Regions from separate parts of the Mus musculus genome. Here regions 1 and 2 are each linked to region 3. The links are chromatin loops, found by intact Hi-C in ENCODE. Cell type or tissue: left cerebral cortex. All regions are shown on one strand. Links, peaks and the distances in the headings refer to the core of each region. The heading gives the core; the rest is flanking DNA.

Evidence for each region. Hi-C counts contacts between places; a loop is a spot of excess contacts. Peaks named below come from ENCODE experiments on the same cell type or tissue, not always from the same donor. Only the 100,000 strongest peaks of a DNase experiment are listed, where the experiment ranks them.
Region 1: a loop joins it to region 3, with 2.4 times the contacts of the local background. A loop is called at or near these places in 7 of 42 quality-filtered maps.
Region 2: it touches region 3 in a loop (2.2-fold over the local background); 2 of 42 quality-filtered maps call a loop at or near these places.

What each region holds. Positions count from the first base shown.
Region 1 is chr19:48,377,957-48,383,963 of GRCm38, reverse strand. The region is part of intron 1 of Sorcs3 (sortilin-related VPS10 domain containing receptor 3); the gene reads right to left. Among named protein-coding and RNA genes, the nearest start is that of Sorcs3, 170 kb to the right of the region's middle. In left cerebral cortex, for the core only: no CTCF peak of the experiment used is centred there; a DNase peak (open chromatin) is centred at 2,570.
Region 2 is chr19:48,140,784-48,146,790 of GRCm38, reverse strand. No RefSeq gene overlaps it. Among named protein-coding and RNA genes, the nearest start is that of Sorcs3, 62 kb to the left of the region's middle. In left cerebral cortex, for the core only: a CTCF peak has its summit at 2,458 (motif pointing left); DNase peaks (open chromatin) are centred at 2,448 and 3,160.
Region 3 is chr19:47,987,401-47,993,407 of GRCm38, reverse strand. It overlaps Cfap58 (cilia and flagella associated protein 58), which reads right to left. Exons shown (of 18, transcript NM_001163267.1): 15 at 4,839-4,943. Among named protein-coding and RNA genes, the nearest start is that of Cfap58, 53 kb to the right of the region's middle. In left cerebral cortex, for the core only: a CTCF peak has its summit at 4,745; DNase peaks (open chromatin) are centred at 3,299 and 4,738.

The DNA of each region.
Region 1 (6,007 bases), core at 269-5,268, 390 kb before region 3:
TCTCCAAGAATCCATGGTCACAGTCCTGAGAATCTATCTTCTACAAAATATCTCTGAAGAAATAGGTTCTTCATGTATCTTAGCTACAGCAAGAGCTCATACCAGGGATACTTAAGAAGAAGAAGAAAAGAGAGAAAACAAAATCAGGCCTTCCTTCATGTTGACACAGGGTTCCGACCAACTCCCTCTATGATGCAAAGCTCACAAGGTGTGCTTCAAATTACAGACACCTCAGATCTAAGAGCGCATCTCAGATCTATTCCGCACCACTAGGTGCGGAAGCAGAGGAGAGGACAGGTCAAAATCCTGCTTCGGAGGAAGGAGACGATCAGATGTGGAGACAAAATGAAGGGCTAAGTTCAAAGGGAAACAATGACACTGAGCCTTGTGCCAGGCTGACAGAGTACCCCCCAAGGAATTCAGGACATCTTCCCTTCACCTTGAGAATAAGTGACCTTTGTTTAGGTTACTTCACTCAAACAAGCTTGGACATCTACTATGTACCCAGCTTGGCTCCAAAGCTTTGATAGGTTAGACATGTTTCTTCCTTCACAGAGACCCTCTGCCATGTGAAGGATGGACAGGTAAGAAGTAGGTCGGTTGGTGATATCCAAACCCATGCTTTATTTTCCCCCACCAAAGGCTCTTACTGTACTAAAAATCATTAGCAATTCCTCCAAACCTTGAGGTTCAGTGCTACCTCCTATGCCAAAACAGAAGAGAAAAGAAAGGCCTAAGAGCACTGTCTCTGCCTGGTAACGCCTGATCGTCCTGGGTGAATGTAGGAGACCTCATGGCAGAGCTCTGCTGTGTTGGAAGGGCATCTACAATGAACCGCTTGCTTTAGAACCCTGGGACCTCTCTGCCTCACAGAGGCATGGTGGCAGCAGATTTGATCTTCACCTGTTCAGGTTTCCTTGGCTTTACCAATATGCACATAGAAGACAAACAACATCACCCCACTTGACCCCAAAAATGTGTACATAGGCACATCTCCACACCACACACTGCCTGCCAGTACCCAGACATCCTCTGTTCCCGCAGTAACACAATCCTCATCACCCTAACCCACACTGATCGTGACATCTGTGGCTCACCATATTCCCTGGTGTCTCCCATCCTATGCCCCTATCCTTTGGGGGGGGGGGGGGTGGCACATACTTTATTACCATTCTAAGAGTTTCCAGTACACTAAGAAAATAGAAAGAACTTTATTAGTAGTAAGGTATCTTATAAATTTGACCTCAACACATCTTGTACTGGGAGCGGGTAGTAGGAACATCCTTCCCTTTGAAACCAGATGACATCTTTGTGGCTGCCTCAATAAAGAGTATAGGGAGGCATTAAAATCTAAAAGAGTACAATAGAAGACCAGAGAGTACCACCAATGCTGTAAAGCCACAGGGGAAATATTAAGGGCATCTGTACTCTTGATATTGCTATTTAAGTCACAAGATCAAGACGGAGTTCAAGTCATTAACTTCGAACATTTTCTGTCAAGCTACCTAATAAATTGTTCTTTTTATTTCAGCCCTACTCATGTTCCTGTCACACTGGAAAAATTGCCCCCAACCTTTTAAGCCCCAAATTAAAATTACTTCTTCCAACAAGACCATCCCACTTCTTGTCAGAGATTCTCTTGTTCCTTTGTGTGAGAATCAGGGTACTCTAACACTGTAACTTCCTCTCGCAGTATAACATAAATGTGTATTTTCTCACAATATCCTGAGATATCTGACAGAAGTTTTGAGTTTCTTGATTTTTTTCCATTGGTAAATAAACAAATATAACCCTGTCTGGTAATAATGGATGTCTACAAACATTTGCTTATATGTAAACATGCATAAGATTCTAGCTAATAATAATAATAATAATAATAATAATAATAATAATAATAATAATAGTGGCAGTAAGCTAGAAGTCACCGATTATCTCATTTAAACCTGCAGCTGTCTGATGATGTGTGACATCGCTACTCCCTTTTCTTTCAGGTATGAAACAGAACCTAAAAGAATTAAGTAAGGAAAATCTCATGATATGTAAATAGCAACTCATAATATATTCTTGCTTCAAACGATCAGACTGATTCTTCCCACGGTTTCAAATTTCACCTCCTTCTTGATTAGAAGCTATCAATTAACTCCACATTTTCAGCACCAATGAAGTTACCATGGCAGCTGAGGTACCTGCGAGAACTTCACCTGGAATCTCAAGGCCAACTTCAAAGTGAACCCAACAAAATCCTCAAGGACCACAGATTCAAACTCAAGGCAACATCCTATTCTAAACACAGCACTTAAGGAAGACACAAGAAACCATGGCCTAGGCAACCTCAGCTCCCTGGGGAGGAGGGCCCTGACATTTCGGGCTCCCTGCCTGCTTTTCCATGCTTCTAAAACCTGAATCCCTTGGGGTTGGAATCATAGTTTCTTCTTCCTCCTGACTACCTAACCTGACAGGCCTGGAGGGGGCTAGTTTTTCTCCTAAATTTAGAGCTTTGACTCAAAAGAGTAGGCTCCACATGAGTAGGGGGTGGATATGGGACACACCTGCTGTCCACTCTCCAGTGTACTGATGTGGGGAGTATGGGGTGCAATTCAGTGCCAAGAAAAAACCTAAGCCCAAAATTACCAAAGGAGTAGTCAAGCAGCAAGCATTTTCAAGGGATTTAAAATGTGCCAACATTTTTTAGGTGCTGCCGATATAAAGGAGGAGCTGTGGGGCACTTACTCAGAGAGGTGAACAAACATGAGAATGTGGGCAGGTGAAGGAGAGTCAGGAAGAGAAAGAGACAGTGGGTGCAGAGAGATATGTATGAGAGGAAAATAAGTAGATATGTAGATAGGTGGATTGATGATAGTTCAATAGAGTAGATGGATAGATAGATAGATAGATAGATAGATAACAGAGAAATGGATGACAAACAAGCAGATGGCTTAGAAGAATGCTGTGGTAAGCATCCCTTGATATAGTTTATGAACCACTTCAGAAATAAATCTTTTTCTAAATTATGTTTAAATGCAGATTCTAGTTGCCACTGCTCATGAATTGATTGAAGGTACTGGAGGCCTGGCTAGCTAAGCAATCTGCATTCTATAAGCCAACAAGAAGTACAGTACTTTGAAATTATCAAGTCAGAGTCTTGCAGATCCACAAATCTTAACTATAACAAGTGTGTTCCCCTAGCTGTCTTACCAATCACATCTCTATCAATAATTATCCCAAAGCTACTAACCTTTCCAGTTTTCACTAATTTTATCCCCAGCTTTGGTGTATATTTCTACACAGACACTAAATTCAGATTTAGTTTTATTTCCTTTTGTTTTAAGCATATCACCCAAAGCAACTGTGTAAACAACAACCAGTGAAAAGCATCGTCTCTTGAGCTGTGAACACCTGACTGACTAAGGCAGACTGATATCGTGATGGCTCCTGAATCACAACTTGGAAGCCAGGGTTGTTCAATGTTCAAACCTCAGTAAAATTCCAAATGAACACTCATCATTGGTCAAGGTGAGAACTATCACTACATCACACTGGTGGGTATCAAAGGCATCTTGAGTTAGGCTCTTTCTGTAGATGACAAGAGCCTCAGAGACCAACATAAGCCAGAGAGTATAGGGATGCATGGATTCGAGTCCATACAGGCAAGAGGTCATATAGGATTCAAAGATAAGGCAACCATTGTGACTTTGGATGGGACAATCACAGGGACTGGAGTTGAAGGCCCAGCTTTCTGCAGTTTGAGAGAAAACTTTACCTTCATCTACCATCCAGGTCAACAGGGAAATCCTTGGGTGCTGCCTATATGTAGCAGATGGCTTGCTCACCAGGGTATTGTGCTAACTCCCAATCTCCTAGACCCAGAAAGAGATTCCCTGTAGACTTCATTTAGATCAGATGCTCATTGCTGGCTAGATAAGAATGGGCTGAAAGAATAGGTCCTGTTTATATCTAAGCACAGTAACATAAATACATGGGGTGGAGGAAGACATAGGACAGCCATGTGTGGACAACCAATACAGTAGACATCCTAAGTGTCCATGAACACACAAGTGAAACTGTGTAAACACTGTGTATATGTCCGGGTAGACAGAGCAACCTAAATTCTCCAAATATGCTGAATTACTCAAGATAGTACAACAGATGCCCTAATCAATGAAATGAAAAATGTCAATGGAAACAGGAAGGGGAGGCACCAAGGGTATTATGGACTGGAAAGCTCAAGGCAAGCTTTAGGGGGTAGAAAGAACCTCACAGAGTGCAAGACTTAGCATGAAGAATGGCGTGGGCATCGGGGTCAAGCAGAGCTGGGTTCCACAGGCAAGATGCCCATCATCTTCAGTGCCCTTTTGTCTGCCCTTGCTTCCTCCTTCAAAGGAAGAAGGAAAGAAAGAGAAGAAGTGGAGGAAGGAAAAGTCCTGAGCGCTGCTGCTGGAAGCTGCACACAGACAGGGTGAGCATAGCCCCTCACCTAGAAGCCACACTTTACTTACTGAAGAGGAAACTCCTGGTACAGAGCAATTCTTCCCCTTGGCTAGGTCTTGCCTGGAGCATGCTTGGAAATGTGGACCCTTCAAAGTTCTGCCCACCTGATTTCAGGGAGCTGAAGATACTGAGGCTAGCTGAAGTTCAAGACAGAGCCAACTTATTTTGGGCTTGTGAAGCAGGATACATGCTACTCCACAACAGAGATAGAGCTAAGCACACAAGGACCTTAAAGTCTGGGCAAGAAGGCAGCTGTGTGCCTAGGCTAGAGCCCAGGTCTTGCCTCTAACTCTGGCAGCTGTGTTCTCTGCAACTGGGCCTGGGCCACGTGTCGTTCCTCAAGGCTCTACTAAGGTGTGGGTAGTACCAAGGGTACTTCCTTTACATAGGCCTGAGCTACACCACCCCACTGCACAGTGCCTGCAAAGAAAGCCAGAGATAAAGATGGCATCCTGGGTAGTCTGTCTTTTTTTACAGAAGCCCAGCAATTCAATTAATCAGAAACTTCTGGGTCCCTCCAGAAATTAATGCACAGGGGCAGGGTAGACAACCTTCCGAAAACACTAGTGATACAAACATGGGATGAGGGCTGAGGCACCTCTAGGGTAAGAGGCCTAGCCTCACTGCCAGGGCTCGGTGTACCACACACCCATTGCTCAGCAGACCCAAGGGCTGGCCTTGTTAGCATTGGGAAACTTCTCTAGTGGTCTCTAACTAACAGAATCCCAAGTGACACGAAGTGCGATTTGACCAGGATCCTACTCAATATGACATGACACAGACTTTGAGCTACCTCCTTGTGCTCCTGCAGTGACTCACCTTTCAGCTTTCTCCTACACTGATATCCACCACCGGGTAGCTCAGGCATGCCTGGGTAAGGCAGTGCCTTCACCTGATGGAAGATGATACTGTCAGGACACGGGATGGACCTTAACCTCCTGGGCTCCTCGCCTTGAAGGAGAAACAGAACACACCTAAGATGAGCAGGAGTGCCCACGGGGGCCCAGTGATCACGATCCATGGGCTGAGCAAGCATGGGAGTCAGGCAACAAAGGACTGATGTGATCCGACATACTAATTAAACAAGAAGGAATACTCCCCGGAAACTAAATACGAAGTGGTCAGGGGAAAACAAAACCTGTAAATGACATCAAGGAGCCTTTGGCTGAGATTCCCGCACATAGCTCTGTGATCTGTGCCCCATGCCCTTCTGCCTCAGGAAACACACAGGTGCACCCACTTCACAGGCTGAAGGGAGAATACAAAAGGAAGTCACAGTAAACCGCTAATCCAGTGCTTGGCACAGAGACAGAGTTGGGAAATGTTAGCTGGCATGAGAGCAAGCTCTAGTCGTCTCTATTTCTCTTGAAAGGAAAAGGAAAGGCTCCCGTTGCTGCCCAGCATGCTGGTCCTTTCAATGTGCTCAGAAATTTTCACTGTTTTAAAAAACAGGGGCGAAGAACAGGAAAACACAGGGAAGTGGAAAGCATGGAGTGCCCTGGGCAATGTCAATTGATAT
Region 2 (6,007 bases), core at 352-5,351, 150 kb before region 3:
CTGGAGTCAGGCCTGTGCCACCAACCTACATGATTAAACTAACTTATTGCTCTAGGAGTATTCAAAGCCCATGTCCACCAGGGGCTTTGATTATATCTCTTACCCTGAACGTGAGCCCCAGACCAGCAGAACGGAGGACATCCACCAAGGACAGAGAATCAGGTTCCCGTGAGATAAGCTCAAGAAAGTCCAAAGTCTCCCTGCCCCTCACGTAGGATTTGCAGCGAGGCTGCTTTAATGCCCCACTAACCTTGCCTGGCCCCTGACTTTCTTTACAGAATTCTTCAGTCTGAAATAGAGCAATTCCACTGCCTTGAAGCGCTGAAGGTCCCCTACAAATACAAGACACAGAGCTAGGTGTACTCCTGAACTTCCTGTTCTCAGGCCTCCGATGTTCCGCGTCCTGTCATTCTAAAGGTACAATGCTCTTTGTATCTGCCTGGGTTCCAAGATCAGCTCCATCCTTGGACTTCAAGTTTGCCAGAGACAAGTGACCCTCATGTTCTACATCTGCCCCATGGGCTGTCCAAAATGAATCGGGTTCAGACCCTGACTTCTTGCTCTCATACTTGATTATTCTAGAAGTGGACAGAAAAGGGTCCTGGCTAGCGCTGTGAGGAAGGACCAAGGAAGCATCCCCCAGACTCTTGTTCTCTGAGCCTCCACCACATGTTGTATGGAACCTACATGAACTGATAGAAGTGTATAATTTTTTTCCATCCCTAAGAATCCACTGTTTAGTTGGGAAAATGGGGCTTATTTGGTTAGAGCAGTTTCTAGCAGGGGCACATGGAAGGTAATCTGTGAGGGATCATGGAAGGAAGGAGGGCTCAGACACCTCAACTGATCCATACCAAGCAGATGCCTGAGGGGGCTCTGAGTGAGCCCAGCCTTCTTTCTCTGCAATGGAGTTGGGTCAGGGAAGAAACAGAGAGGCAGCTTAGAGATAGATACCTGGACCACACAGACCCAAGTTAATCCCCAGTTCTACTACTTTGAAATGATGTCACCTGCTCCTCTCTTAGCCTTACTCTTGCAATCTGTGAGCTGGGAAGGATAACATCTGAAATAGAGGGCTGACAAGGGTTAAGAGACCACGCCCATCTGTTACATCCTTTGCTATGACAAAACACCCGACAGACAACTTAAGAAAAGGAGGGTTTATTTGGGCTCAAAGTTCAAGGTCGCAGTCTATCACAGCAAGGACAACCTGCAGGCAGGAGCATGGAGCAGCTGGGCAGGCAGCATCTTCAACCAGGTTCCTTTAGGAGATGAAGGCTGCTGCTAAGCCTATGTTTTCCATTTTACTTGGCCTGCGAACCCCAGGCTATGGTATGGAATAGGTCTACATTTAGGGTCTATCCACCACAGCCTAATCTACAAAACCTCTCACACATCTGACATGGTCTTTGTTCTCAAGGTGAGTATATACATCTTGCGAAACCAGCAACCAAGATAAACCCTCCCAATATGGAAGTATCAGATTTATACCTCTGGCCTGGCTGCTCCCTAGAACACGAGTGTATAAGTTCAGGTGCCCACTGGGCTTCTCCAAGTAGAGTTCATATTACTGAAATTCCACCAAAGCTAAAAGAGTGGGAACCCTCCCCATCACCCCACAGTGCTACCCAACAACTATTCCCAATAACATTAGCACCATGCAGCTAAACCTGGGTCATTTTCCATCTCATACTACTGGTATAAACCCACTGGTAGTTAGCCAGCTTAGCTAAGCCCATACCTTACATTCATCCCTCCCTCTCTCCTCTCTCTCTCTCCCCTCTCTCTCTCTCCTCTCTCTCTCTCTCTGTCCTCTCCTTTCTCTCTCCTCTCTCTCCCCTCTCTCTCTCCTCTCTCTCTCCTCTCTCTCCTCTTTCTCCTCTCTCTCCTCTCTTTCTCTCCTCTCTCTCTCCTCTCTCTCCTCTCTCCCTCCTCTCTCCCTCCTCTCTCTCTCCTCTCTCTCTCCTCTCCTCTTCTCTCTCTCTCTCTCTCTCTCTCTCTCTCTCTCTCTCTCTCTCTCTCTCTCTCTCTCTCTCTGCCACCCCAGTCTCTGTGGGCTCTGCAACAGCAACTGTTGGGATACTGTAAGATTGATGACCCACCCCCCCCATGGCCCATGGTGTAAGGAAGGGAACACACACTCTTTCCTTGTATGATCTTCATTCCACTGAGGTCCTCCTGAGCATCGTCCAGATTTGATGTTCTGTCTCCACTCTGCGTATGACTTGCTGGCATACCCTAGTTTGCCTTTTTCCTTTGCGTCTTAAGGAAAGGGTCAACATTCACAGGGTGACGAAGCTCCTTTTTAAAGGGGAGGGAGTATTTATTATCTCTAAGGTCTTCCCTCCTCCTGAGTCACACAAGTGTCTCCTTTTCATTGTGAATTTCCTTACAAGCCAGAAGAAAAAGCCAGAAACCCAGCACAGAGAAGGAACAGAAACCCTTTGGTGCCCCCTTGTGCTCACATCTAGCCAGCCAGCAGAGAAAGGCCTTGGAGAAATGAATGCTTGTTTTGAACTCTGGAACCTAGAAGGCAGCTCTCAGACTCTGCCAAGGAGAGTCTGAAGTACTAGGTGCCAGTCTTAAGGACAGATACAGACCCACCCCCTGCAGAGAAGGATTTCTGGTTAAAATCCTTACTCTTCAATTTCTCTAAGTCTTAGATTTCCACTGGTTAAAATGGGTTCTTGCCCGACCATCCCACTGCAGTGTGGCAGAATAGAGTGAAAGACATAAGGACCTTTGGATGCTTTAGAAAAAGGAAAGAAAAACAGAAACATCTATTATAAAGGTGTGCTGACACAGGCCTGCATTGCCAGCAGCTGGGAGGCTGAGGGAGGAGGACGGCAAGCTTGAGGCCAGTCAGGGATGCACCAGGAAAACCTGTCTCAGGAGAGGCAAAAAAAAAAAAAAAGAAAAGAAAAAAAAGTTAAAAGGAGAGTTAGAGGAGGAGAGAAGGAGGAGAGAGGATAAGGAGGAGAAAGGGGGAGAGGAAAGAGAAAGGAAAGAGAAAGGAAAGGAGGGAAGGAGAGAGCATGAGGAGGGGAAGAAGGGAGGGAGAGACTAAGGGAGTTAGAGACGGGATCTTGGTTGTGTCTGTAATTGCTTCTGCCCTGATTCCTTGCCTAGTCATCCAAACTTGTGTAATCACAGAATGAGTCAGGCAAGATGGCAGCAAGGATACATTTGAGATACTTTGTATCTGACAAGGAGGCCCCCATATGTCACTCATTGTCGTACCAAAAAAAATGTACTGGAGAAAATGTCAATGACAAAATGCTGCAAGTGGTGAGGCAGAATGGTGGGGGTGTTGGCATCCCCCATCCCCCACTCCCACCCCTACCCCCAACCCCAACCCAGGGGAACTGGAAGGCAGAGGCTGGGAACTGCACTGCAAAGGGAGAGGAGCTGGGTTGGAAGTCGAGGGTCTAGGATTAAGAGAATTAGTCCTAATCTTGCCTTTATAGCCCTGAACCTATTACAGCATCCGTGAATGAATGAGTTAACAGGGGAGCTGGCGGCCTTTAGTTTCAGTAAATGTTTGCAGTCCTGGCACTTCCCACTCAGATGCAGCTTGTTTGCCATCTTCACCCCAGCCTGGGGACCTTGCCCCTGTCCCCTGTGAGTCTTGGCTCTTCTCTGTTATTAGGCAGAGTATAAAACTGAACATGGATAATTCTATCAGGTAGTTCGTAGGCATCACCACAAGACCAATTATGTAAAGACTTCTATGGGGTTCCAGCCACGTACTAAGAATCAGTCTTTTTAAAGGTCCTGGCTCATTCTGTGTGCTTGGGGTGAAGAAGGGGGGGGGCTCTGATCTGAGCTGCCCTTTGCCCAGACAGCATGGATTATGTACTATGTATGAACAAAGCCAAAGAAAGCTTCAGTGTTGTTGCCCACAGATTCTCAGGCCCAGCCAAAAAGAACTGGGATGTGAAGCCCAGAGTATTAGAGTGCCCTGTTCTCACCTTCACAGACACCTGGCTTGTTAGTAGCCGAAAAGGGAGTTGGACCCCAAGGAGTTAGATACACCTTGGCCAGGGTGAGCAACGAAGACATTTAGGAGCCGACTCTTATCCAATGCCATGCCATTAGCACATATTTCAAAGTGGCTTTTCCAGTGCAGGCTCACCTGGAGGAGGCAGGGGCTGGGTGGAGATATCTACCTTTCAAAATACCGGGCTTTTGACTCAAGCAGTCAGACATTCAAGAGCCTGCTGCCTTGCATACAGAACCCACTATTCATTTTAAATTATGTTTTCAAAAGCCACTCTTATATTTCATACACAGCACACGAACCTAAATTCAATCTGCCACATTGTAAGTTCTTGCTTTTAATTTAAGGCCTCCAGGCTTCAACTAATTTAAGGGACAATCTGGTGATGAAAAGAAGACCATATTCTTAACAAAAACGTCGTTAGCATAAGGCAATGCTTCCCAAATTTCAATACAAATTGAGACTTCCTGAATTTTACCTATGCCTTGGGATCCTTTAAGCTAGGCATCTGAGCATGGAAAAGAATACAGTTTTTCCTCTGATAATGAGACCTGACTGTGCCCATCTCATCCGGTCTCCACCAAGCCCTTTGTACATTTAACGTCTCTGTGCTCTTAACCATTGCATAGATGCCTTTGAAACCACAGAATAAACATGAGCTCCATCCTTCACGTTGCCATGTTCAAAGAGTGATCTGACCGTGGTCCTGCCAGCTCTGGGACATTGCAGCACACATCAGTTTCATCAACCAGCTCCAAGCAGAGATCAGAAGTCCCACCCAGCTCAGTGTGCCAGTAGGTTAGCTGTGACAGACAGGAGCATCTGCAGACCAGAGCTTTGTGTCTGGTGGCTCTGTGTTTCAAGGCTCATTGCAGACAGGACTGGCTGATGAGCATCGGGAACTGGAGGCCCTGGCTCAAAGTGAAAAAGGGTAGATTGGCATCTATCTTTACGACATCAGTGCATCTGAGCAGGTGCTCTGAGATCCACACTGTGGTGCCCTATAGTGGTCATGGCCGAAGTAAGTTGCGGCCCCTGGCACTGATTTTTCAATACCTTATCTCTGGGATCTGTTGCAAAAACAGATTCAGCCATTCACTTGTAGAATGGCTTGTTTTTAAAAACCTAACTCCCACATTCTTCACACCCTTCACCTCCATCCTTAAAGAGTGCTTGTAGCCTTTCGCACATCCACTTTGGCACCTCTGTGGCTATTGATCTTGTTCATCTCACGTTTAGGCAGTCATGATGGTAAGATTTTATGGGCATAACTTTTGACACCAGGAGAGGACACAATCTCACGGCAAACCACCTGATATTCTGGCTCTTACAGTCTCTCTGCCCTCTCTTCTGCCATGCTCTCTGAGCCTTAGGTTCAAGAGCTGCTTTGTAGATGTAGCCACTAGGACTGGGATCCACAACTCTGTATTTGATTGGTTACAGTTTTCTGTAATGGTCTCCATCTGTTGCCAACAGAAGTTTCCTTGATGAGGGGTGAAGACTACATTTATCTGCTCATATAAAGATAAATGTTTTGAATGTTGTCAGGGATTGTGCTGGTTTCGTCAGGTGGTGGTTGTAGGTTCTTCTCCAAGCTCCCATGATTTCACCGGCCCTGGGAAGCTGACAGATTTCCAGTACCAGGCACAGGTTCCCTCTTGTTGAGTGGGTCTTAAGTCCAATTAAAGAGCTGTTGGTTACTGCCAGGCTCTGCATGCCACTAAGGAACCCTTAGCCTTATCACGCCGTGGTGCTGATCATTGTGGTTTGTAGATAAGATAGCTGGGTAGGACTGTTGCTTGCTTCCCTCCTTTAGAAACTTGCACATTGCCTTCTGGTAGCATGGAAGCCAGTCCTCTTCCTTAATCAAAGAACTACAGGCAACTAAGGAATGCTGAGAGTGGGGAAAAGATAGTCTTCCCCAGGGGAGAACGTAACAATTGGTCATCCAATAACAAGTAGTCAGCCCTGAAAACGCGCATACTAGTAACGTTATAGGGACTGAAA
Region 3 (6,007 bases), core at 666-5,665:
CCTTAAGTTGCTTTGGTTGTAGACTTTTATAAGAGCAACATTGTCCCATCTTATAAGAGCAACATTGTGGCATTTTATAAGAGCAACAGGCAAATGACTAAAAATGTCTGTGGGCAAATGACTAAAAACGTCTGTGTGTAAAGAGTCCTTAGCAGGAAGAGAAGCCAGGGAGACGAATAGGAAGTGCCTTTCTTAAGGAACTCTTCAGTCTAGCTGGAGGGAAAACATCTTCCATTTTATCTGCTGCTTAGAAGTTGTGGAGCCTCTCTATGCCATGACACAGAAAAAAAAAAAAAAAATCACCTAAAAGTTATTCTGGGACTCAAAAAAAAAGCGCAACCACAAATCTTCGAAATTGTAAAGAATTTCTCCTGTAAGTGCTGAGAACTTTTCTAATCGGTTAATGAAACACATAAAGCTAAGAGAATGGCCAATCCTTGGAGCACTTCCTGCTTTGCCAGCGTATCACGGCTTGTCGTCTGTGGATACATGACTGCTAAGAGGAACTTTATAGCAGCCAATCATAAAAGACTAAATAAGGGATTTCTCAAAAAAAAAAGTGAGACTTTGAAAATCTATAAGAACTGCTTGCTGACAGACAGCAGTATTATTAATAAAATTATCAATGTTAATGATGTCATTGTTAATGATAACTGAATGCTCTTCTCAACTTGGATGTAGACAATTATTATTATTGCTTCAGATTTACAGATGGGGAAGAGAAGAGTTGAAACTTTTATATTAGTTTTCTGTTGGCTATGACCATGACCAACTTAAAGAAGGAAGAGTTTATTTGGGCTTATAGCTCTAGAAGGATAAGAGTCTATAATGACTGGCAGGCATGTCAGGCAAGAAACAGGCTTGGAGACAGGCTCAGGGAACAGGAAGATCGCATCTTCACCTGCAAACACAGAGTGGAGAAAGAAAACCGGAAGTGGGATGAAGCTGCGGGCTCTCAAAGCCCGCCTCCTGTGACATACTTCCTCCGGCAAGGCTGTGCCTCTTAAACCTCTCGCTCCTAACAGTGCTGCCAACTGAAAGCCAAGTGTTCACATGCCTGAGCCTCTGGGGGGACATTTCTCACTCAAACCAACACAGTTCCTATTGACGACCAGATATCAAACTACATACCAAAAATAATCTGACATATTGACCTCTGGTGTTTATAAAACATTAGATACTCTATAAACAAAGTAGCCCATATTTTTACCACAAAGCAGTCTGTCTGTGGTTTGCTCAAATGTCAAAATCCAAAGGTAAACTGTGTTTGAAGGAGTGAGCAGTGACATATGGCAGTCATTCCTCGAGGGGACACTCACTAAGAGGCCTGGAATTGAGAGGCCACAGGAGGACAGGGGTGAGGGTCTGGGTTTGTGTAAACTGGAAAGTCGTGACTGAGACCCCCTTCATATAAGAGTCACAAAAAAAGCAAAAAGATAGAAATAAATTCCCCACCTTAGCCAGGAAACCCACTGGGAAATCCATATCTCTTGAGCTCTCCTTGGAAAAAAATATAGTTCCTCTGGGAATGGAGATCTACCAACCTCCTGTCACATGTCTAGGATCCCAACGTGTGTTAAATGGTCCAAAGAGCCCCAAGTTAGGAGCTTGGCATAAAGATAACACTCTAAGCAAGCAACATGGCCTAGGGAACCCAACGGAAACAGATTTAGGTGCATAGATCCCCAAACAAATGACCCGAGATCCACTGTGGATCCTACGGTAGGAGGAGAAAACTCCCTACTGTCCTGTGACTGCCATACAACGTTATAGAATGCTTGTCTGCAGTCCGATATACATGATCCATACACGCACATGCACACAGACAGACTGACTGACTGATGAAAAAGAGCATTAGCCAAAACATAAACAGGGCCAGATTTTTTTTTAAAAAACAAGGGATTTTCCCAAAATACAAAGAAACCCCAAAATTCAAAAATATAAATATATCATTTTAAAGAACGCTGCTGATAGAGCTATATTAATACTAGATGAATTTTTAGCATTCTTGTGAGAGTTTCCATATAATATTGAAGAAATAATTCCCCCAGAGAAGAATGAAAATTCTACCCTTTTGCTCACCTCATGATCATACCAAAAATGTATTGGAAGCTAAAAATAAATAAATAAATAACACAATAGTAAGCCGTCAAACTGGGCAAGACAGCGTGCACCTTTAATCCCAGCACTGGAGAGGCAGAAGTGGATGGCAGAGGCAGGTGGATCTCTGTGGGTTTAGAGCATATAAAACGCTTGTATCTTTTTCTAACCCCAGGGATCAGTTAATTCTACAAGATCGCTTATGCTCAAAGCCAGTATTGGATTCTAAAGAGTATATCTACTGCAGTCCTCAGTGAAAAGGAAAAGATCCGAAGGAACGTTTAACCCAGATATGCATGGAATCTGAAGCCCTTCAGAGTCCACTTTCATCCTCCTGAGAGGAGAAGTGGGGATCCTTCTGACTTCTTCTCCATGGAGGAGTAATTCTTAAAGAAGACAAGCTCTGCAACTAAATAGAAGCACCGTGCGTAGCAAGACCCGTGGGGAGCAACCCAAGTGTTACTTAAAACATACTTCATGGGCTCAGATGCTTGTATTAGAAAATGAAGGGGCTGTGGGTAGTTCAGTGACAGGATTCTTTTCTCAGATACGCACGGTTCAGTCCTCAACACCGAGAAAGAAAGGAGGTGAAACGAAAAGAGAGGAGAGAGAAGAAGAGAGAGAAGAAGAAGGGAGGGGAGGGGGGAGGGGAAGGGGGAGGGGAGGGGGAGGGGGAGGGGGGAGGGGGAGGGGGGAGGGGAAGGGGGAGGGGAGAGGAGGGGAGGGGGAGGGGAGGGGAGGGGGAGGGGAGGGGAGGGGAGAAGAACAGGAAAACCCAAAGCGTGAGAAGGAAAGAAATAACAAAGATAAATGCCTGGAGCTGGAGAGATTGCTCAGTAGTTAGAAACACCTACTGCTCTTGCAGAGGACCAAGGGTTGGTTCCCAGCTGCCACGTCAGGGGGCTAACAGCTGCCTGTAACTCCAGTTCTGGGGGATCAGAGCCTTCTGGTCCCCACAGGTTCCTGAACTCATGTGGTGCACATAAATACACACAGGTACACACGTATACACATTTTCTTAGTTATGGCACCAAATACAATATAGGACAAACTCTCTAAAAAATACAAAATAAATGATTTTTTAAAAACTGAGTTTTGATACAACATAAGGTTTGATTCTCTTTATATTTTACAAAGTGGCACCAGTACCAAAATAGCACCAGTGACAAGAGAGTGAGGCCAACCCACACTTATGGGTTCTGCGAGCTCGAGTCCCAGGCCTTCGCTCCCAGCTGCCTGGCCTTGGGATGGCGCACTATAATGACATTTTAAAATCACATTTCACACTCGGGTGAGTCCCTAGTGCCTGTGCTCTAACTGGCTACCTTTGCAAGACCCACCAGGTTAGGTAAGTCCCCTTAATGAGGAGTGACAATGCTATCTCTGCTTTATAGAAAGAGAAACCAATGTTTGAAAAAAAAAAAAAAAGTCTGTGATTCTCCCCCAACTATTGAACCATCAACTATTGATGACGAGTGCTTCCTCACTCCAAAACCTGCCTTCCTGCCATCCTGCTCATCTCTGAGAGAGGAGGAAAATGCAATGCCTACTACAGGCGGGGATGTCTGCGTTGCTCTGTGGTACACTGTCCAGCCATCATTAGGGAAAACATGTCTAAGGTCAAACACAGAGTAGAAGAGGGGGGGTAAGGCTCCTCTTGCACATGAGTGGAAGTTCCTACCCCCACTAATGGTCACCCAATAGTTAATGTGGCAGGCTGTGGAATAGATACGTCCTGTGGACTGAGTGAAATGCTGAGGTCTTTCAATGCCTCCAACCATGAATTTTCATGCGTTCCATTGTTGTCTTTAACGTAGACTGAGAACCTCAGGTGCAGAGAACTCAGAATCAAATAGCTGCAAGCCAGCCGAAGCAGAAAGCCAATTCAGGCCACCTGGTGCCAGCCTGGCCTCCTTCTTGAATTCCCAGGCCCCAGCTACAGCAGTGACTGATTAAATGGCGGGATTTGCTTCCCAGAGTTCTCAAAGCTAGCATGGGGAGATGATAGCTCAGTGGGTAAGATCTCTTCCCACCCAAGTGTGAGGACCTAGGTTTGACTCCTCGGTACCCATGTAAAACCCAGGCAAGGCTATGCATGCCTGCAACCCGGCACTGGGAGGGTTAAAGTGAGCTGATACTGGGGGCTTATAGGCCAGCTGGTCTAGTCAGAGAGGCTCGATTAAGATTTACTGAGAAAACCTGCTTGTGGAGACTATGATGGGTGCCTATAAGATGCCCAGCATCCGCCTCTAGCCTTCCCATGACTGTGCCCTCGTGTGCCCATACCTCATCTCAGTGCCTACCCACCCCCACATCCTCAAACACGTCTCTCCATTTCGCTCCCACAGATCCTCCCGTGGACAGATCATGAGTGCACTATACGAAAGCTGTTTTCAAGATTGAAATCACAGCACTTCACAGCACATGAAGATAGGGAGAAAAGCAGTTAAAATAATTTGACAAATAGAACCGTAGGAAAAGTGAGGGGAAGAAAAAAAAAAAAAGTTCACGTTACCCGACTGCGGTAAGTCTAGCCTTGAACTTAATTTCCTGGGATTCTTGAAATATCGGTGATCGCAGAGTAAAAGAACAATTCGTTAGGCTGTTTGTTCTCCGTGTGTGAGTCGCTGTTGCCATCTACAGTTTAAGACGGGGCTTGCAACACTACAAGTCACCAATTCTAAGGCTCCTGGAGACCGCCATGCTTGCCCGGGGAGCCCAGGCCCAGAGACTGTTACCTGAAGAAGCAGCTCTTTTTCCACCACCTCTTCCGTCTTGCTGATGAGTCGCTTCTGCAGGGTGTGGATTTTCTGGATCAGCTCGAAGGTGCTAGGGTCGCTGGCCTGTCCCAGGAGAACAGCGGGAAGATAGCATCAGTTTCAAAGCACCATGGTCCGTGTGCAAATAATGATTCTTTGATTCAAATGCCTTTCCCGCATGAAGACCTAGTACATAGAGAATTAAATCCAAAGAGAAGAGGCATAGCAAACGACACAGCCACAAAGCTCCCCAGGGCAGACCACTGTCTCCCACAGTCGTCACCGCAGCTCTGATTCACTGATGGAAAGTGAGCGTGTTTGTTCCATCAGAAAGAACGGTCCTAGTCATCATGCAACCATGCGTGATGCTTGGTGCTTTCCGTGTGATATCACATTTTACATCACATGACAGCAGTGAGACCACGTCAGCCTTCCCCTTTTACAGACAGGAGAACCCGGGAGCCGAGAAGCCAATTGCAATGGCTGGGGAGAGTCTAAGCTGGATTGGAGATGTGCCCTGCTGCCAAGGCTGTGGTTTTCATTATGGTTCTCTGGGCTTTCCCTCCCATCTCCAGTTTCCATAGGAATAGCTTCCTGAATCCACTCAGCCTTGGAATGCCCCTCTAGTCATTGTCAACCGGAAGGTTCAACACAGCATACCACGGGGAAGGGTTCCACGGTGGGGCATCTGCGAACAGGAGGTAGGAGAGCAGGGCTATGGTGGTTAGCAATGAAATGGAACCACCAACCTGAATAGCTCTAATGTTCCTTCAGTAGCTGTGTGCACTCTACTCAGAGAAGAGCTACGGGTGTAAGTGGATCGTTTGTCCTCCGGACTTGGAGCCAAAGCTTTGCTTTCAGCCACATTGACACTTTGAGTTAATCTAGCAACTGGATACTTTCAACTACCTCCTTCATTTAAAAAAAAAAATAGAAATCGACAAGGAGTTGGAAATTTCCAAGATCTACGTGCTAGCATATGGGATAAAGTCATGTGATGGAAAGCAGGTGCAAGACTTTCACTCCACCTCCCAGGTAGATGCACGTTAGCACCAGGTTAGGAAGCTGTACCACTCTGGGCACAGAAGAGGAACAAAGAGGCTATTTCCATGGCTCCAACTCTGCTTACACAGCACCAGCTGATGCCC